Linked DNA regions of Homo sapiens: regions 2 and 3 are each linked to region 1. A link is a loop called in an ENCODE intact Hi-C map of the cell type or tissue named here. Cell type or tissue: Caco-2. All regions are shown on one strand. Each heading gives the region's core, and the rest is flanking DNA. Links, peaks and the distances in the headings are about the cores only.

Region 1 (7,217 bases), core at 1,152-6,151:
AACAAAAGGCTAACACTTAGCCCAAAAACACCAACAAACACTCAACCAGTCGAAAATATTTAAAGTCAAGAAAAATCAGCAATCTCCAATAATCTGAACTTCAGATGTGGTTTCCTGGCCTAACTCCATGTTTCTGGGTAATGCCATCACCTTTGAACATTGCTCCAAGGTTATTCTCTGTGTAGCAAATGCTCAACGATGCAGCAGTGAACACTGTACTTTTAAATCCAAGATTCTACTTCAGTGCCAGTACAGTTTATTCCAGGTTCTCACGGGTACATTACAAATAATTTCATATACTGGGAAAATACAGATCAAGAGAGTCTGTACTGTCAGCTGAGTCCTTTATAGTCTGGAATCTCCAAAGTACCATCAAAGAAAAGGGAATAAAGTCCTCCAAGATAAGGCAAGGCTTGAATTTTACATGGCATTCACCATGCTGCTCCTTGTTACCATCACCAATGAAGAGTGAGAGTCTCAGCAAATCCTTTAAGATTGAAAAAAGGATCAGGAATTTCTACCTCTCAACAACTGCTTTCACTAAATCAAGGTTGCCCAGGGTCCTAACAAAATCCTAATGTGGGATCTACAAAAGCACCAGGTGAAAAATGCTCAACAGGCAGCACAGCAAGATGGTTAAAAATTGAGTCCCAAAGCGCACTGCGTGGGTTGGAATCCTGGCTCCATTTACTAGTTAAGTGTCCTTGGGCACAGCTTCCTTTGTGCCTCAGTTTCCTCATCTTCAAAATGGAAATAACACATCACACAAGGACGCTATGAGGAGCATATGAATCAATACTGCAAAGTACTTAGGACAATGCCTGCACAAGGGGAGTATCAAGAAGTTTTGGTGGCTATTACCATTATCAGTACCACCACCAATACAGGGCTAGACTTTAGGTAGGGACCTACTTTCCTTCTCTCTTTGCATGAGAATCCATATACCTTTTCTTTTGCTTTCCCTCTCCTTTGTAGCTTGTTAGGTTTCCCACAGGACTGATTTTGTGAGCTCAAAGCATGAGAAGCCAAAAATGCTTAATGTTTTGGCAGTGGGCATCTACCCAGAAGAGCCTTGGGGGAGCACATTCGGTAAAATGAAAGTGACCAGAGTAAACGGCCATGCATTTATTTGCAGGGGCCTTCAAATCTGTATCAGACAATCTACAACCCTAACAGGTTAGAGAACTGAAATGCAAGTCACTTGTCCAAGGTCATTTAACCAACATCAGCTGCTAAGCAGCACCTGATTCCCGGGACCTGTGCCAAGATTAGCTGGCTGTTGGCTAACAAAAAGGAGGCAAAACCCCCAACTAATAATAAGCATTAACAAATGAAATGGAAGGGGAAAAAAAACTTGCATGATGTCCCAAGTAGAATTCTAGCCATTCCCCAACATCCTCCATGGTTTCATGACTCCCTCTGTACACCCCTACCCCCAAGCACCCATCATCTCATAATCTAATCCAGGTCATATTTAAAAACTTGCAATCAATGTCAATTCCTCCAAAATGCTTCCCCCACATCCCAGGACCAAGGAATGATATTTGCATGTTTGGGATCACTTACCTAGTATTCCCTTTCAGAATGTAATTTGAGACCGTGGCTGTCCCTTACACACCTGTGTTTCCAGTGTGCTCAGCACTGTAAGCTGCTCACCTTGACACCCACTTGCTGGCTGAATATTGATTGAACAGGTGGATGGATTTGATGGCTCCCTCAGTGATCTTCAAGCTAAAAATGGGTTCTAAAAAGTCATCCTGCCTTCTTCCACGGCACTTATTCTTGGCTAATTAAGAGGTACATGCTACTCCATTCTCACAGCCAGGCAGCTGTGGCGCATCAACTAGAGCGTATAAGCAACGGCCTTCCAGGATTTGTCAGTTGAGTTTTGAGTACAAGTTCTAGAAAGTACTACTTCTTCAAAGTATAGAGTAAAAAAAAAATTGAAGTAACAGAGCCAACAGCTGTTTTCCTGGACCTACACATACCTGACATCAACGTTCCAGCTTTAAGTTATTAATTAGGCCAAAGCAATAGCAGAAAGAAGAGCTGAAGGCCGGGCGCGGTGGCTCACACCTGTAATCCCAACACTTTGGGAGGCCGAGGTGGGTGGATCACCTGAGGTTAGGAGTTTAAGACTAGCCTGGCCAACATGGTAAAACCCTGTCTCTACTAAAATACAAACATTAGCCGGGAGTGGTGGCAGGCACCCGTAATCCCAGCTACTGGGGAGGCTGAGGCAGGAGAAACGCTTGAACCCAGGAGGCAGAGGTTGCAGTGAGCCGAGATCGCACCATTGCACTCCAGCCTGGGAGACACAGCCAGACTGTCTCTCAAAAAAAAAAAAAAAAAGCTGGATCTGAGTGACAAAAGGAAAAAAACACAGACCATTACCATCATCCACCTCTCTCCCTATCCCTGCTACCATAACCTAAACTGTACCAAAGTCTGGGCCCTGCTTTAACCACTCATCCAACCATGTTTCTCGTACTACAGGTTAATTCCTGTCTCAGGAGAAAAGACCAGGTTCCCATGACTGCCTAGGCAGAGGCATGTTGAGACCCAGCCTCTCAAATGTCTGTACACATTTCTCCTCTCCTTTTGGTTGAGAAGTTTGTGGACAGATTCAAAGGAGTTCCCGATACATCGAAACTGAGCCTTCACGCCACTGAGTCACTGCTTAATTGCATCATAACAGATGTTCAGCTGCAGGTATTTCATCCAGCAGCTAAAAATCCAGAGCCTTTGCAATTGCTACCAGTGGGTCTACATCCACGTCTCTGTGTACAAAAGAATCCTGATATGTCAACGCTCAATATCACCTGAATTTAAGCTATGGCTCAAGTTAAATGCCCTTAGGCAATTTTACCTTAGTTACTTTTACCAAATACCGTATCCACAAGTGGGTGGACGTCAGTTTTGTCCTTCGAGATATGCAGATGCATTACTCATCCCTCCAATGTTACGCTCTTGCAACATCAATGATAAGCAAATTAGCAGACTGTTATCTTTTTAATGGAAGAATTTACTCATCAATAGCAAAAGCTTTATCAGAAATTGACATTATTGAATCCTCTGGAGTTGCAGAAAAGAAAATAAAAAGAAATTGATATTGGGAAAACCTGACTGGTTTCTTTCAGCTGTGTATTGTATTGCTAGGTTAGGTGTGACACTTAACACCTGTGAATGTGGCTGAATCTCCAAGAATGATCAAATACACAACGCTCTGGATTTAAAACAAAACAAAAAAAACCTCAAAATCTACCCATGTGCTGATGGATGTATACACTATGCCTTCCTACGTGTCTCCACCTATTTAGACGAAGCACACGCCTTGAATTCACAGAAATGTTGAAAACGGCCCCCTCTTGCTGCAGAAGTTCACCATCACCCATTTTCTTACTTGCTGGCTAAATGAGGCTGCCACCTCAAGTCATCTTTCTGGTCCTCAGGTTCCTCAATCCACAAAGCAGTTATGATACCACCTAGCACACAGGGTGACTGAAGGGATAAATAATATGTTCATGAAGGTACCTGGTTTATGCCTGGTTCATGCTGGAAAGCCCCCACACACTTTTTCAAAAAGTCATGTTTGATGCAGGAGAAAGAAGTCAGTGGTTTAACTAACTACATCACAGGCATCAGTAGACACATGAGCAAAGTGGTGGAAGGGTGTGACCTGCAATTCCAAACCAGACTGCACTGATCGAGCTCTCATGGGATCACTGATTCCCCACGTGCCTGACATGAGCATGACCCATTCTAAACACAGGCCTGCACCCTGTGACTCAAGTGCTGCAGCTTATCAGCAACTGATGGGCTTTCTGACCCTGGGTGAGAAGACCTGACCTCCAAAGGCAGGAGGAAGGAAACCACATGATAAAAATCATCACTCTGAGGGGAGGATGCTTTCTGCGCAGCTAGGGCTAAGGAAGTTGTTTCAAAACAGACTCAAGAAACGTGTAGGCTGCTGCTAGGAGACTTGGGTCCAACTGCTCCCTCCAGATCCTGCCACACCTAAATGATCCCAAGAAGATAACTATCTCGGAGAAGCAGTGTGAGGTAATGGTTTAATGCTAGGGCGTGGTCAACAGCCAGGTGCAAAGGCCGGCTCCGCCACACTAATAACTGTATGGCATTCTCTCCAAGCCTTGCTTTCCTCATCTGTAAACAGAGATAACGCCTGACCCTATCTCTAGCATTCTTCTGATTGTGAAATTAGATAATGTATGTCATAAATAGCACAGTCTGGTACATAAGTGTCCAATAAATGTTGGCTATTGTTACTGGAAAGGTGTCTGTTTCCTTCATTAGACCAGTTGAGGGGACCTGAGAACAAAGACAACCCCAACATTTGTGTCCCCCCACAAAAATTTCTTAGATTTAATTATGAGTTTGTATTTTCCATACGGGGTTCATGCACATTATTCTAACTGATTCTCACAGCAACCCCAGAGGAGAAGGGAGGGCTGGTGTTCTGTTTTGCAGGTGTACAAAGCACCCCCCTCCCATAAATACATCCATTCAAATCCCATTAGAAAAACAGGATCCGTTTTCCTGTCTCTTGACTTGTTTGTGAGCTTCCTGAGGGCAGAGATAGAAATTACACCCCTGTGGCCCTAGTGCCTGAGCAAAGAGCCGCAGGCAGAGGCCCTCCATAAGGCTGAATATTAAAAAGGGGTTGAGTCATACTAAGAATCATAATTATTCTAATGACCATGTCTCCTAGTAGTCCAAAAGGAGTTCTGTTTCTAACGCAGAAAACCTTAGCAAATGAGTTACACTGTGAATTCCCGCTGAGGGAGGAGGAACAAAGACAGAGGATCCCAAATCAACTGCTGAATCACCGAGTCAGGGGTCCCCAACCCCCAGGTCACAGACCGGTATTGGTCCTGGCCCGTGACCTATTAGGAACCGGCCACACAGCAGGAGGTGAGTGGTGGATGGGAAGCATTACTGCCTGAGCTCTGCCTCCTGTCAGATCAGCAGCAGCATTCTCACAGGAGCCAAACCCTATCATGAACTGTGCATGCAAAGGATCTAGGTTACCACTCCTTAATAAGAATCTAATGCCTGATGATCTGAGGTGGAAGAGTTTCATCACGAAACCAACTCCCCATTTCCTCCACCCTATCTGTGGAAAAATTGTCTTCTACAAAACCAGTCCCTGGTGCCAAAAAGGCTGGGGACCGCTTTACTAAGTGACCTGTGCATCACTTTCCTCTTCCAGAAACATGGAGCAGAACAGCTACTCCTTATAAGCAAAGAGGGAGCAAAGATCAATGACATAATTCACATCTGCAGACAACTATGAGCTCACAGGAAACTGAGGTAAGAAAGGTCATTTCAGAGTCATTTAATGACAACAATGGCTGAGATGAGTATCTGGTGGGGTCTGGGCCCGCCTTCTCATCTGATTCCCAGCACGCTGTGGCAAACACAAAGGCAGTCAGCTTCTAGAGCCCCTTCCCACTCACACTGCTCCTGGGCCGTGGGTCACACTGCTCTAGTGCCCTTCCCTCAACTCCAGCCCTCTCCCTTTCCAAAAACCCATCTGAATTTACTACCCTGATAAAGACTGCAAGTGTATGGTTCTGTAGCCAAGAACTCCTAGTCAAACTGGCTACAGTCAAGCCCACTGCTGAACGAGTATGACTTTTAAAAATTGCTTCCTTGTGTTTCAAGTGAAAAAAATAACATCCCACCTCCAAATTGAAATCATATATGTATATTTGTAGAGGAAAAACAAAGATTTTTTGTAAAGGGGGGCAGAGATTGGGAGGCACAAAGGGCTGGGAAAGTAGTTCATGGGCCAAAAGCAGTTTTCTTTCAGATATGTCTTCAGTTTAAAAGACCAAGTTTGCACATTCGTGTGCTATCTAAGTTTCTGAAGCCCAGCCTCTATTTGCTCAGAGTGTGATTTAACTGCCTGGCTTCTAGCAAAGCATTACTCACACTGTTATCTCTGTAAACAAAGACACTCGCGGTTAGAAAAGCTGTGTTCGTTTTATGGTCACACAACATAAAAATCTGAATAAGCTGCCACACCTAGAAGAATGGATAGATTTCAATTTCCCAGGGTACATTTTTAACATTTTTTTGCTATGTAACCTGATTACATTAGTGTAAATGCATCTTAAAACTTTATCCTGGTCCAAATATTCTTGCCCCATCTCATTCAAAAGAAAGGGGGGAAAAAGACAATGTGATGTCTAATTTCTAGGGGAACTGTTTCTGTCTCCCTAAGTACCTTAGTACCGTGGCTTCCCTCTCCTCTCCTCTTCTCCTCACCAAAGTTTAGTAAATTCCCCAGCACCCAGCAGAGTCCTAGGGAGTATGTGAGAGTCCAACCACAAGAGTTCCCTAAATTTGAGCTTTAAGGGGATGAGGGGAGGTTGTCACTAGGGTCATATTAAACTTCATTTTATCAAAAAAAGTAGATAGGCCCAGCCTAAGCCCTTCCTGGAGTTTTAGTTTAGCCACATCATGGACAAAATTATTTTCATGATGTATTCTTTCATTCAAGACATCATTTATTAAGTGGCTCTTTTCTCAGGGAAGAGGCCCCTGGAAGGAAAACCAGCTAAATCACTTTAAAACATATGCATTACTGCTTATATTACTTTACCTACTCATTCATCCCTTTATTCATGAAACATTTATTTGTATGCCATCCCTAAGAAGGAATACAGAGATACACGCAAACACACTAACACACTATCCTCCTGGGAGTTCACAAATACCCACTGAGTATCAGGTACACAGTAATAGGCAGCCAGCTTCCAGAAGCCCTTTATTTATAGATATGTGTGTGTGTGTGTGTGTGTGTGTATGTGTGTGTGTGTGTGTGTGTGTGTGTGTACATACAATTAGGGAACAGTAATAGGTATCTTCATATATAACTGGGGGACTCACCACCCAGTGTGCCTGGGACTGAGGAAGATTCCCCGGATGTGGAATGTTTGGCACTAAAACCGGAAAACTCCCTGGCAAACGGTGAACTCGTCATCCTCTTAATACAATTATAACATACCTAATTAGGCTTTACAATCACCCCAAGGGCTATTTATTCTTTCCCCCTGAAGAAAATGAGGCTCAGTGAAGTCACTGGTAGAGCTAGGATTTGACTGTTGGTTTATGCAAATCCACGGCCCATGTGTTTCCCACCACCCTTGTTTCTGAAATGAGAGAGAAAACGTCCCACAGCCCTTGACAGG
Region 2 (7,217 bases), core at 774-5,773, 66 kb before region 1:
TGTTATTATATTGAGACAGAGTCTCGTTCTATCACCCAGGCTGAAGTACAGTGGCGTGATCTCAGCTCACTGCAACCTCTGCCTCCTGGGCTCGTGCCTCAGCCTCCCCAATAGCTGCGATTACAGGCACATACCACCAGGCCTGGCTATTTTTGTATGCTTCATAGAGATGGGGTTTCACCATGTTGGCCAAGCTGGTCTGAAACTCCTGGCCTCCAGTGATCCATCTGCCTTGGCCTCCCAAAGTGCTGGGATTACAGGCATGAGCCACCGTGCCCTGCCAACACATTATTTTAACCGTGAAGAATCTGAAACACTATAAAAAGTCTAAAAGGAGAGAAGTCGGGGGGAAGGGGGGGACTCCATATTCATCTTCAGTTATGCTGCCCAGAATCTCTCTGTGCAAGAATAACACATCATAGTAATTATTATAGCGCCTGGTATACAGTAGTCTCATAGGAAAAAGCAATTTTAAAAAATATGTATATATTTAAAATTATGTGCAATCTGTCACAGTACAACACAAATAATATGATCAAGACAGTGGAATCCCTGCATGAGAGCTCACAGTCCATCAGCAACAGCAGATGAGAGGCACAACAGAAACTAAATGCCTAGTATTCGTTCTACGATAAATCAAGCATTTTCTACTAACTGGTTGGGTTTCTGCTTTTTTCCCTTTTGATGGGTTGAAGTCAGGAACCCGTACGTGCAAAGGGAGCTATTACTGGCTGTGTAACTTACGTAAATGTACAGATAAGATCAGATATGCTGGAAAATGTGCTAAATAAAAAGGAGTTTATTACTACCCTGTTTGTTTTCTCACCATGGCCACATCAAATGTTTTAACTCACCTTCTCGATTTTGTCAAGCCATTCTTTGTTGGATGCAAGTTCTGCCATAAATGCTTGATGCTTCAACCATTTACTGTGCAGATTTCTGGCTTCATCGTAAGACATGTCCTGGGCTGTGAGCATCTTCTCATTGATCCAGAGAGACAGCTACAGAAAGATCAGAAGGATTCAGAGATTGTGATCCTAGACATCAGCCTTTTTTCCGCCTGGAAAGGGTTGTGTTTATGTCATATTATGCATACTACACACGTTTCCATGGTGACAGACAACCAAATATTTAACTTCACAACTCTGACCCGTCATGACAGGTGTCCATTAGATGGAGCTTGTACCTGAGCTCTGCTCCAAACTATATCTAACATTCATTCCAGAAGTACAAAAGCTCTATAAGCCAGTTTTCAAACTGTTTGGCACTCATAACTGGCTTTCCCCACAAAAGGCCCGTGTTTAAAATTCTACCCTAACCACTCCAAGACATGACTCTTTTTCTCTTCCAAATACCTGTGTCAGCTATACCATGTTAATCATGATTGACTTTTACTCCATTTGGCAATCCTTCTTACTCTCTTAGTTCTTTTTATTAAAAAAAAAAAAAAAAAACTACTTATTTATTACCTCCCCCTTTTTGTGGGTGCATCGAAGGGAATGCAAAAAGGCATAAATAACTTGCTCACTGTAGGGCTAAGGCAACAATCATGCCCTTTCAATGTTTCCTTCAAGTTTGAGTCACCTTCACCTCTTTTTCTATAGCCTCTAGTTCTCTAAAGAACCTTTCATTCACACCAAGAACACTTCACAGGACTTGATTTTGAGACCCAACATGTCTGCTTGGATCTGAACTCTAGAGAGCCGCACAAAGGCTGCTGGCCGCTGACAGACCTGAGAAAGGAGCTCTCTTACCGGGGTCAGCCAAACGCCAGGCCCAGACCCACTTTTGCTGGCTTCCATCCCGAATCGGCCCTGGCTCATTACTGCCTGCCTGTAAGGGCCATGCCAGAGTCCTGATTCCCGCCCCATTTGCTTTGCTAACCTAGGAAGAGCTTTTTGTTTGCCCAGGCTGAAGATACACAAAAGAATGCAGAGCCAGCCTGGAATCAGAAGTAACCAACTGAAGGGACCATGTCCCTTCTCCTGAGTGACCGTGAGAAGCCCACTTTTACACCAGTTATTGTCACAACAAATTGGCACCTTAAATCCTTCATGGTTCTACCAACAAAGATCTAGAAGTGACACATAAAACCAGTAGAAGTACTTACAGAATTAACACTTCCAAGGCCCTTCCACTCCCACTGTGGGCTGCTGCCAGGAAAGGCTCCCCGAGATTTGTTTTTTGGAAATGATGTCAAGGAGAGCGACGTGGGTCACAGGAGCCCTCTGGCTCTGAAAGTGGGTGAACTCTTGGGCACTGTCCCTATTCTCAGGCTATTCACCACACAGGGAATGGGGCAGGGGGCGGGGGTGGGAGGGGGTTAAAAGCAAAAGGTAGTGAGATTTTTGATTTCACTCTTTGTTGAGGGAAAAACTAGCAAATCTCATAAAGTCCTTTGTCATCAAAGACCATGGATCTATTAGACAATAAAGGCACGCACTTCCTACTTGGAAAAAATTATCTATGTTCCAGTTATCTGGGCAGCTAAAATCTGAAAGACTATGGCTATTCAATCTTAGGGGAAAAGAAGTTAAAGTAAAACTTAATGACAAAATTTTTCCCAGTATTCTGTACATACACACAAAACAGAAGGCATTTATTGATTCAAAGTGCCAAGGACATTCACATATTTTCGCTATTCATAACCACTTACCCAAGAGGGATTAAAAAGAGAGAGAGAGAGAGCGCGCTACATAAAAATCAGAGGCTTATAAACAAATCTGCTCTTTGCTGAACACATCATCCTACAGATAAAGCATCATGCGATACAGCACAATGAAATGGATCTATGGAACTTGCTAGTTCATCAGCACTCTGCAACCAAAGCTACAGTTATTATTTGTGGGCATTTACAAAGGTCATTTAAGAATTTACTCATTCTCTGCAGAAAAGAACACTGTGCAGACTGGAAAAAGATAAGGAAAAAATGCTTTGATCGTTGAATCAAGCTAACAGTAAAGGACTAACTCACATCCCTGTACCAGACACATGTAGATATACTGCCTTCCTGGAAAAATAAAAATCAGTTCCAGAGAATAGGTGGTGTAATGTGAGGACATACAACACAAAAGGAATACCTTTAAAATCATTCATTCGTTTTTCAGGATATCACATTAAAATAACACTACCGGCCAGGCGTGGTGGCCCACACCTGTAATCCCAGCACTTTGGGAGGCCAAGGCGGGTGGGTCACTTGAGGCCAGGAGTTCAAGACCAGCCTGTCCAACAGGGTGAAACCTCGTCTCTACTAAAAATACAAAAACTAGCTGGGTGTGGTGGCGCATGCCTGGAATCCCAGCTACTTGGAAGGCTGAGGTAGGAGACTTGCTTGAACCCGGGAGGTGGGGGCTGTAGTGAGCTGAGATCCCACCACTGTATTCCAGCCTGGGCAACAGAGTGAGACTCTGTCTCAAACAAAACAAAACAAAACAAAACCACTACAAAGATGATGATGGTCTCTATCTTTCCACTGTAACTGGGAATAGGAGGGTCCCTGCTCATTCCAGCATACTGTATATGCCAGCATACTGTATTGCTGGTACAATAGCTGTCCTCATCTAGGTGGTGTTTATGGGGGTGGTAACAGGGGCGGATCTTACAATCCACACCTTCTCTAACCAAGGCACCCAACAAGGAAGGAAGCTGAACAAAGAGACAAACCCCTGGATTCCCCATACCTTGAACAATACCAACATCCTGTAATAGTATTAAATTTGACCTCTGAGTGCTCTGTAAATATCTACCAGAATGACAGGTAGATTATCAAATGTAGGGCTGGTCCACACACAAACGCCATTCTCAAAAGATTCTGGCTTAAAAGGGGTGTATTTTAATAAGGCTGAATGATGGAAAAGTTTATAGCCAATGACTGTATCACCCTTTTGATTATAGTACTATACCAAGTGTTTTAGAGCCCCCAAGCTTGACCTAAATTCCACCAACCATGCAGAGACTATACATGCTGGTGTGGGACACCCGACACCTCCCACAGACACTATGGCTGTACTAACTTCTAATGTGGCTCAAGGAGAGACAGGCAGGACAAGGGAAGACAGGATAAACCAGGATGATTTCGCAGAGCAGTCACACAGAGATCTGCAAATCATCTCCTGGACATAAAAAGCCCCACCCAAACTTTCCTGTGTCCTTTGAGGAGAAGTCACAGAAGACAGAGCCCCTGGGCATGCCTCATAATCACTGGAACTCAGCCAAGGTGTGTGTGGAGGAGAGAACTCCTCATAACCAGGGATGCTCATTTAGAGCAAGTGGAAACAAAGATCTAAAGACCTATTAAGACTGACCATTTCCTGTGATTCTATCGGGAAGAACCGTAACTTTATCTACTTACTTTTCCCATACATGTCTACTTAACGAAATCGACATATGTCAGTGGAAAATAAGAGACTGGAAATTTCAAATACAAATAGGTTTCTCTCAAGGGTTCCCCTGGCCACTCATTGCTCACTCCCTGGTCTTCTTTTTCTTAGATTTAAACTGAGCTTTACCATGGTTAGGTAAATGAATTTCATCTTACTAACTTGCCCTTTAAAAGCAGGAGTGTGGGATCCCATTGAACCCCCTACCCCCAGGAATATGGGCTGAGGTTACAGGGAGTCACAGATGGTTTCTCAAGGTGAAACAGGGACTACCAATCTGTGGAAGGCCCAGCCCAAGCTACAAACACCTCTTCATCCCTTTTACTCCCTCCAGTGAAAAATGGCAACTGGTATTACCGCAGCACACTAGGCAACTCCACATAGCTAACTTTAGATCCCATTACTCTCTTCTATGCCCTGTCTTGGCACATGAATGCCTCTGTAAGTGAGTATCCTACTCAAATGGGTTACTAATGCTTGCGTGTCACTTAGAAGAGGCACTCCTGTCTTCAGCCTGTCTGGCTCCGGGCAAATCCCCCAGAGACCTAGATTCATCAATGTGGTGCTTAAAGTTGACAGACCCTAAGCTTCATAGTTTAGGGGCTTTCCTTCTTAAGGTTTTGCTGCAAGAGCATATTACAAGATTTACAGTAAGACAGCAGTTTAACGGATGCAAAGGATTGCTTCTGTCATACGTGATCTAACGCAGCTGTCACTGGAGCCGTATTTCTTTTAATGCACAGTCACACATTTGCATGCAGGGTGTCTGTGATGATTGAAGTTGTATTCCCAGCGTATGACCTGATTCTACCCCCATACTCTTAGCCCCATCAAGGTTCCTGCAGCTTTTTGTGGATATTCCTCACCCCATTTTTGCCTGAGGATTTTTATTTTAATAAACCAGAGAGGGCTGAGTCTGTTATTCTCCGGCAGACAGAGAAATATGGTGTGCTCACGAACTCACACGTGAAATCAGCTAGATACTATTCTCCAACTAGCGTGCAGAGAAACTACTTTTTTCTGGCCAACTTTAGTTTTCAAAGTTTGTGCATGTATCAGAAGAGCATGAAATAGTACAATGATCATCAGATTAATGCCACATTAAAACTTGGTGCTTGGAATCAGCATTACTGCTCTTTGCATGTTAGATACACATGGGAACAGCCTGAAAGATGGATAGATGAAGGTCTTAAGCGAATAAGAAACTAATTTGTCTTTTGAAAATCTCTGCTTCTTACTTGGTAGCCAGTTTCAGTTCCCTTTAGTTCTTTCCTTCCATATCATTGAAATGTACATTGCTTTAAAGAGTGAAAGCATGACACTAAATACTTCTAGGTTGCACAATATTCTAGGACATCAATATCCAATACAACTTCCTTTGACGACAGAAATGTTCTATATCTGTGTTGTCCAACATGGTAGCCACTAGTCAAAGTTGGCTACTGAGCACTTAAAATACAGCTAGTGATGGAAGAACCACGCTCTTAGTTTTATGTAATTATAGTTAATTTAAAATGAAATAGCCAACCAACCATAAAGACATTGTGGCTGGTGTCTACTGTAATGAACAGTGCAGTACTATACTATTAATATAATAGTCTAGATTATAATGATCTAATTAAGCTGTACCTTGTAGGCTGGAGAACTGATGAAGTGCCACGTATCCCTGCCTGCGAGTCAAATGGGTGCTATGGATTTCTGGTTTCATTAATTTTATAATTCAAAAGGCTCTTGTGCTAAATGCTGGCTGGCAATTGCTATTACTGGAACACAGGAATAGAGGGATTAAAGAGTAACATACCTCTTGACAATCTTGCAGGAATTTCTGTAGATCCCTGTTGTCCTTCAACCTCATCAAAAGTTCACTGGCTGTCTCACGATTCTTCCTATGTCTATTAGAATGGTAACAAAAATAATTTTTAAAAAAGGAAGTAGAGAATCTTGAAATACAGAATACAAATCAATTTATTTCCTGAATTCCTAACTATGCTAAAAAGAGTTTGCTTGCAGTTCTCAATAATGTGAAGGAGACAAGATAAAGAGATTTTAGCATCCTCCAAAGGAGTAAGCCATGGTCCCAGAGAGACCCAAAAATCTGCCCAAACCACACAACAGGCCGAACATACTGTCAAATGATCTATACAAATTTGTTGCTTCCTAATCTGGTGTTAAGAAAAAAATATGAGCACACGCTTTGTACAAGTCCTTATTTTAGGCACCGGGGGAGAAGTGGAAACTTATTTTCAAGAAGCTCATAACTGGGTGACACATACAAGGCTAAGAAAATATATATAATCATGTAACTGGCTTTAAACAAATGTTTCCTGATAAAGAGTTTCTCATCTTGAAAAAAACTCACCAAAAATACAACAAAAAGGAATGAAAATTTTTAGACCTGTAAGACTATATACTAACTCAATCCCACTTTTAATCAATTGATAAGGGTAACTAAAGCTCAAAGAAGTTAAAACACAAAACCTTAAATAAATAACTTGTAAGAACTGGAAAGAGCTGCTGAATTTGGTAAACGCTAAGGTAAAGGGGGTGCTCGCTCCCTACTTGGCTCCTTCCCCATCTGCTGTGAAGGTGCCAGCACTCTTTGGCAAACTTCCTTCATGCACCCAGTGGCTTAGAGACTGGAAACTGAGAAATAGCAGCGTGAATGCCTAGCAAAGGATTGCCTTCCAGTGGCTCCACTACAATAGCGGAGAGCTTCATTTCCAATAGGGGAGGACCCACTGAGGATTCAAAAGCACTGCCACACATACACTTCCTTGATACTCCTGAGTTGCCTAAACAAGAAAGCCAGTCTATATTCAGGGTATTAAGATGGATAAA
Region 3 (7,217 bases), core at 1,217-6,216, 95 kb before region 1:
GAAACACCACTAACGTCCTGCCTCCCTGATTTCCACTCCCGGACACAATGGGTCTCCACCGTGTGATAAATATCCGAAAAGACAAGTCAAGGCCAAGTGGAAACATACGCAAGCCACACGCCCCTGCGGGCCCCAGCATGGCCGCCCTCCAGGATGTCTGTGCTGAGGCAAGAACGCACAGAGCCCAGGCTCACCACGGGGAAGCCACAGGCCTTGTGGGTGCCGGGTAAGGGAGTGAAGGGAGCTCCTGCCAGCTTCTCTGAGTTTCAGTTACAGAGTCCTATGCCTATGTGTCCTCTTCCTGCTGTGACTCGGCCCTGACCATAAGAAAAACCAACCCTGATAAGTTACACCAGGTTGAAAGGAACACTGAAAACACAGGTCAGGCAATTAACGCCAGGGGCCGTAGAAAACCCGGGCATCCCTGAGGAAGCAGGTCTTCCAAGCTCCCCTGCACAGAAGAGTCAAAATGAGGCATTACCTTGGAAAAACTTGAATTCTACTCAGTAATTCTATCACCCACTATCACTCTCCCAAATCAGCCCAGTTCACGAGTATGAGGGATTGGTGAAGCTTCTTCAAAACTTGAGTGAAAATGCCCTGAACCGCATGGAAGAGAAGCGTCAGCTACTCACACATCGTGATCCCTATTTACATGAAAGGGAACAAGCAGGACCTTTCACTTCTGTTTTCTGAAATGCTGCTTTTAAGGCTGACCTTTCACACACACACACACACACACACACACACACACCCCACAAAAAACAAAAAAACATTCAAAGCTCAAATAGGATATAACATTCTTTCTCACAGGCAGGCCAGTTGAATTTTCCTTCTACAAGTTGAAAAACTCGTTTTTCTAGGGTGGCCTGTGTTCTTTAAGTTGGGTCTAAACCTTGAAAAACTTTGAAGCTCACGTTTATTTCTCCCCGAGGGAAATCTTTATTCAGTTCTGAAAAGTAAAAAAGAGCACTTCAAGTACTTGATCCAGAGAACTGGGAGGCGGGTTCAAGAAAGACACACACACACACACACACACACACACCCTGCATACCAAGGGAACGAGCTTCAGCCAAAATGGGAGACAATGACATAAGGCTGGTTAAATATATGAAGATTTGTAGAAGACTGAATGAGGGCTCAGAGGCAGAGAGTAAGAGTTACTTGCTCAGACACTGCAGATGAGGTGAAACTACCTAAAAATGGGGCTGAAGGGGAGAATGGAAAGACCATGTAGAATAAGTGTTTTTCAAAATTCTTCTCAGCACTCCTGGGTATTTCTTTATCCCAGATTAATGAAGATTTATGTTCATAGGAAACCCCAAACATAAATGTTTAATATAGTTCTACTCCCAATAGCCCAAACTGGAAACAACCCAGATGTCCGTAAGTGAATGGCTAAAAAACTGTGGTACATCCATACCACAGAATATTATTCAGCAACACAAAGGAATGCACTATTGATATACACAATATTACTTGGATAAATCTTCAGAGAATTACGTCAGAGAAAAAAGTCAATCCTGAAAGGTTACATCCTACATTATTCCTTTTATACAACATTCTTGAGATAAGAAATTTCAGTGGATCCCCAAAACTCAGCACATTGTAGGTGCTCAATAAATATTTGTTAGGGGAAGAAAACGACAGGTTTCCAGCAATAAAGAACAGACTGGTGACTGCCAGAGGTTGGGGAGGGAGTGGAGGTGGGAAGTGGGTGTGGTTATAAAAGGGCAACAGGAGGTACCCTTGTGGTGGCAGGAATGTTCTGTATCTTGACTGAATGTCAATATTCTGTATGTGATACTATACTATATAGTGTTGCAAGCTACCACTGGGGGAAACTGCGTAAACAGCACTGTATTATTTCTTACAACTGCATGTCAGTATACAAGTATTGCAAAATAAAGAGTTAAAAAAAAAAAAAAACTGTTCTCAGTTATTGGTGGTGGTAGTATTAGTATTGCTATTCTGAGTTTTTATAACATGGAATAAAGCAAATGAATAATTTTAAACTATTCTAGTGGAAAATGAAATATTTCACCATGATCTTCAATAGACAGAAATCTCTATTGAGCTTTGATGGAAAGAAGTCTTTTTTCTTCTTTGTTAAAATATGTTTTTGTGTTATGGACCATGTTTAGAAAGGTCAATTCAAAATTATAAAACATATTCACCAAAAAACGAGGATTTCACCAGAAAACTCAAATATATTTAAGCCCATAAATTCATAATATTTAAAAAATTGTTCATCTTTAGAGGATAGGAACCAACTCATAAATAACGCTGATTATAGGAAAGTAATGCAAATAATGGGAAAGACTCCAGCATTGATCCTGCCTTTTCTACATGGACTGCACCACTACATGAAGGGAAGTATGTCTTTATTTAAGAATTCCGACTGATAAAACAATGTATCCAGGGGAACTAACATAGGATCCCCATACACAAGCAATTCTAACAGTTCCAGGAACTTGGTGAAATGACAATGTGCCCATCACCCAGTCTGATACAGTGTTTCACCTACTCAAGATGCCAGGAATTGTAAGAAGCACAGTCACTGGCACTCTCGGTACACCCAAAAAAACCACAGCCAGTTCCGGAAGTGCCATCAGAAGATGCATCCCAACTTGAGATGCTCAAGTAGGACAAAAAGTGGCCTTGATTCAAGTGACAACGCCATTTCATATCCTAAGCCTTATTTTCACTACTTCTTACTCTTCAGATTTATGGAGGGGCCAGTATTGTCACCCATATTGTATCACTGAAAATCAGGGTAAAATAGCACAGCATTATGGCAACAAGAAATATGCAAAATCCTCAAAAAACATGATAGTGGAAGAATAAAAAAAAAACAAAAAACCCAAAAACTATTTACCCTGCCAGGCTTGAAGCTCATCAGGCTGTGCGGCCTGTAACCTCTGATGGCGAACACGTCTTGACTGGGGTCTTCTGACGCTCCTCTCGCTGCCCATCATCTTCCACATTCAGGCCTCAGTGGATCCTTATCAAATGCACCAAGAGAGAGCAAATACCACCAAACCCTGGCTTCATAACTACAGATCTGCGAACTGTTGAAATTATGTGCACGATGTTCCACATGTACGTATTTATTATGGGACTCCAGGATTGCTGGTATGAACTTATTGCCATCTGCACAGCTTTGTCAAGAGTACAAGACTGTAATTAATCACAATTGTTTCCAAGATACTTTGCCTTAACTAAACATTTTGGTCTGTTGAGAATAGAACAACTTGATTCCAACCCTGAGCATGGCAAGGGCAAAGGACTGTCGTGGGAAGCAGGGGAGAGGATGGTGAGGTCTCAGTTTGCCTAGAGGTAAGAGAGTTAAGAGAAAGCTTTGATGCCACGCAGCTGTGGAGCCCAGGGCTGATGCCACCTTAGGCATGGTCTTTGTGGAATAACTTACTGGACATCCATAATACTAATATCCATTGCTGCTTTATGCAAGTGGCATGGAGTCAACATACCCAGATAACCCAGGAAAAGTATGTCACTTGTAAATAACCCACGACTCTATGCTGAAGTCAGCAAACTATGGCCCATGGGCCAAACCTAACCTCTTGCCTGTTTTTTTTTTTTCTTCTTTTTGGTCTGATCTGTATAAAATAGACTTTACATTTTGAAATCATTAAGAAAATCAAAATATTGTATGGCATGTCAAAGTTATATGAAATTCAAATTTATGTCCTTAAATAGTTTTACTGGAACACAGCCATGCCCAGGCATTCACATACCGTCAATGGCTGCCTTTGTATTACGCAACAGCAGAATTGAGCAACAGAGACAGTTACGGCCTACAAAGCCTAAAATATTTACTATCTCTGTCCCTTTACAGAACAAATTTGCCAACCCCTATCTCAGAGTTCAGGTTTCACAAGTGCTCTGGTAACTTTTTCATAAATAAAAGATAAAGCCTGAATGTATAACTACAAAACAGTCACATTTATTACTGTTTGCTGTAGTTTTCAAAGCTTGTGCACCAGACATGCATAAAAAATGCAAAAGTGAGCCCAGACTGGTTGTAAAATGTTTCTTGTTTGTCATTTCTCCCTTTGCAGTTTCCCTACTGGGCATGCACACGCAGCAGAGGAAGAACAACAACTAGTCACCGTGCTAGATTTAAAAGCATTTAATGACATAGCATATATTTAACAGATAGGGCAAAAGTTGAGAGGTACAGGTCGTACGACTGAGCACCAGGCCTGAGCGACCACCTCCCTGTTCAGGCCCAGCCTCTGGAGTTCATTCCTATCAATGTCATTTTGATTGTGCAGTAAGATGAAAATTTGTCATTACAATAGTTACAGTGACAGAGAAATGCACACTATGTATCAAATAGCAAGGAAATGAAGCAAATTATAACACAGTGTGGCAACGCACGAGCAAGTAACCATTAGAGTAACATTACTTTGTCCAGTAAATGCTTCAGTTCCACCACTTGTACACTTACCAATGATTTAAAGGGTTTATTATACATCTAGTTTTATTATACTTTGTACTAGAATTATCTCAAACGTACAATATAATGTATTTCAGCAAAAAAAAAAAATTGAAATTACAGATTATTTAAAACAGTATCAGTTTTCTATTCCTTCTTGTATACTGACATTCTTAACCGTCATAGCAGTTGATGCAGAAAAGCCGCATGTCGTGTGTTAGTAAGTGATGCCAGATACAAATGGTTTGGTCTGTAGAGTTAATGTGGAGCTGCACTGTGGCTGCAGCAAGATCATAATATGCGATCTGTTTAATAAAGGTTAGCCCCATCTCGGGCACTTCTAAGAGTCAAGAGTCAGGGTAACCACCAGAAGTAAATGGAGAGAGAATGGTGTCAGGATATTGGTACATTTTGCCTCTGGTGAGCACAGGAAATATTGATTAAGCACCGCTGCCTTGCATACCAACAGCACTAGAGGCGGGTTATTTCCAACACAGCCTCACAAAATTGAGGAACAGTTTAAATACTGAGATCTAATCTATATAATTTCATTAAAAAAAAAATCTGGCCTTCCCTCTGCACCTCAAACTTTTGTAACTTGGAGATAAAGTGTTTAGGTGTGTTTCCCCCACCCCCCCCGAAATGCTCTATAAATTAAAAAAAAAAAAAAATCAACCACATTGAGGAACATTAGGCACAGAGAGTAATGTGTTGGTTCTGAGCTTGCATGCTGGAATTTCACTGAAAAGGTAAGAGAAGGGCAGGAGGTGAAGGAAAGGAGTTCATTTCTTTTTGCCAAAAAGGCTGAACCGCTTCTCTTTGTCTTTCTCTTTGTCCTTTTCCCGCTTGCCGGGACTGGACTCGCTGGTGATGGTGACGACGCTGGTGGGGAGGGTCTGCGCGCGGCTGGATGCTGGCGTGCTCTGGGTGCTGGCAGACACCTCGTGTTTATCAGAGGAGATGGCGGAAGAGATAGCCTGGATCCATGTGTTCATTTCCTCCTGGACAGAGGAAGGGACACAGGTGAGACTCAACTAAGAGTAGGCATGAGGGGTTCTGGCTCCAAGGCTTGGGAATGGCGCATCTGGCCAACTGAGGGGTAAGCAGAGTCACTTCTGGGCACTGTCCCCAAATGCACCTCTGCCTTATCAGTACAGGAGAGGGAACCTGGTTCAGCTTCTCATGAGAATTCAGTTCTACTCATCACCCTAGTATGTGGCCCTACAAACTTGTAACAGCTGGAAGACCAGTCTCAATCTGTGAGGTGGTCAGATCCCACCCTAGAAGGTGCTTTTTCACATTTAAAGCATTACAGGTGTTGTTTTTCCATCAATGGACTCTCTCTTTCCTTGAGGTGAGGTACACACCCATTAAACAGCTGGCTGCTGGCGAAGGGTGCAGCGGGGGTCCCATCATGATCCACAACCAGTCCTGGGACCACCTCACTATGCCTCATCCCTGGGAGGGGACAGGCAAAGATTCCATCGACTTTAAGGGATCCTGCCTCGGCAAAGGGACAGTGAGATCATATTCACTGCCTTCTAGAGACAGAACCAAACACCTTCTAGTGCTGGTGACTGGAGCCCAGTGATAGAAACCATCACTGATCATCATTTACATGAAGAACTTTCTGAATAAAGCCCATCATCACACAAACACTTGCAAACTCCTAAGTAGTGGAGAGAAATAACATTTAGAAACTTACATCGTCTTTGGCTTGGAAGAGGTACTCATTGCCATCATTTAGTCTGTAATTTCAAGGAAGAAAGTTAGTCACCACTTAATTACAGAGAAATAAAAATCCCCCAACTCCCATATCCCATGCAGGACAGAAGTAGACCACAGGAGTCACAACAGAAGCGTCAACCTACATATGTCACCACCAAGCCTGGGGACCCGCCCAGGCCCAGCAACAGACCCCTGGAGATCAAGAAGCCATATAATCGCGCCAATGATACACACAGGGAGCCTGTGCTTCAATCCAATGGAAGGATTTTAAAAAGCCCCAAACATAACATTTGGGTTTATTGTGGCAAAAATCACTTGTGGATGCCTGATCACTTACTGGTCTAAACTGAGTTCAGGAGAAAGCTTTTGAACACAATGAGCCCTTTTGAAATTCTGCTACTGAGCTTGTATCCCCTACATTCACATGTTCCAGAGTTTCAGAATAGGCAAACAGAAAATGTCCTTCAACTTTTCTTCTACTGTATGTCTCAGAATTAAGAAGCCCTATTAGTGTGACACTGGGAGGTCCCCAGGCTTGGAAGGGTCACAGGTTCACTCTGTGGCTGCGGAGAGGACGAGGGTACTGTTGTGTAACACAGGGTAGGGGCCGTTCGCTAATATCCCAGCTCTCTGAAGCTGCATGAAGGGAGTACAAAGGGGAAAGCAGCCAAGGAGCCAGGCTGCCGGTGCATTGTCCTACAAAATGTAAAGTGTTCCAGGACCCAAAGAGCCTGCCTGCACTGCGCAGCAGCAGAGCTTAATAAATCAAACCATCTGACACTCTCTCCTCTGGAGCCCTGGGCCTAGTCCAACTGGCATGAAACATACAAATAAATGGAAGACCAAAGCTTTTCAGATCCCAAAGCAACAGCACAAATCAGTAAACAAGCATTCTAACCACTTTTTACAAGATAAAATAATTTTTCTGCCTACTTCCAAGTGTGAGGAGAAATTCTGAGCTTAGCTCCACTCTGTAGGGAGATACATGTATCCTACAGGGTAGAGACATTTGGAACTAGATGGTTCT

What was found. Peaks named below come from ENCODE experiments on the same cell type or tissue, not always from the same donor. Only the 100,000 strongest peaks of a DNase experiment are listed, where the experiment ranks them.
Region 2: a loop joins it to region 1, with 3 times the contacts of the local background. A loop is called at or near these places in 15 of 110 quality-filtered maps.
Region 3: it touches region 1 in a loop (5-fold over the local background); 4 of 110 quality-filtered maps call a loop at or near these places.

Annotation. Positions count from the first base shown.
Region 1 is chr2:54,571,191-54,578,407 of GRCh38, reverse strand. All of the region lies in intron 2 of SPTBN1 (spectrin beta, non-erythrocytic 1), which reads right to left. Among named protein-coding and RNA genes, the nearest start is that of SPTBN1-AS1, 16 kb to the right of the region's middle. RefSeq lists silencers at 3,621-3,680, 3,751-3,910. In Caco-2, for the core only: no CTCF peak of the experiment used is centred there; DNase peaks (open chromatin) are centred at 3,777, 4,057, 5,449 and 5,927.
Region 2 is chr2:54,636,767-54,643,983 of GRCh38, reverse strand. It overlaps SPTBN1 (spectrin beta, non-erythrocytic 1), which reads right to left. Exons shown (of 36, transcript NM_003128.3): 18 at 6,181-6,271; 19 at 855-1,001. Among named protein-coding and RNA genes, the nearest start is that of SPTBN1-AS2, 40 kb to the left of the region's middle. In Caco-2, for the core only: no CTCF peak of the experiment used is centred there; no DNase peak of the experiment used is centred there.
Region 3 is chr2:54,666,597-54,673,813 of GRCh38, reverse strand. It overlaps SPTBN1 (spectrin beta, non-erythrocytic 1), which reads right to left. Exons shown (of 36, transcript NM_003128.3): 35 at 6,168-6,210; 36 at 2,368-5,463. The coding sequence ends at 5,245. The region is part of intron 1 of SPTBN1-AS2 (SPTBN1 antisense RNA 2); the gene reads left to right. Among named protein-coding and RNA genes, the nearest start is that of SPTBN1-AS2, 9.8 kb to the left of the region's middle. RefSeq lists an enhancer at 8-302. In Caco-2, for the core only: no CTCF peak of the experiment used is centred there; DNase peaks (open chromatin) are centred at 3,783 and 4,123.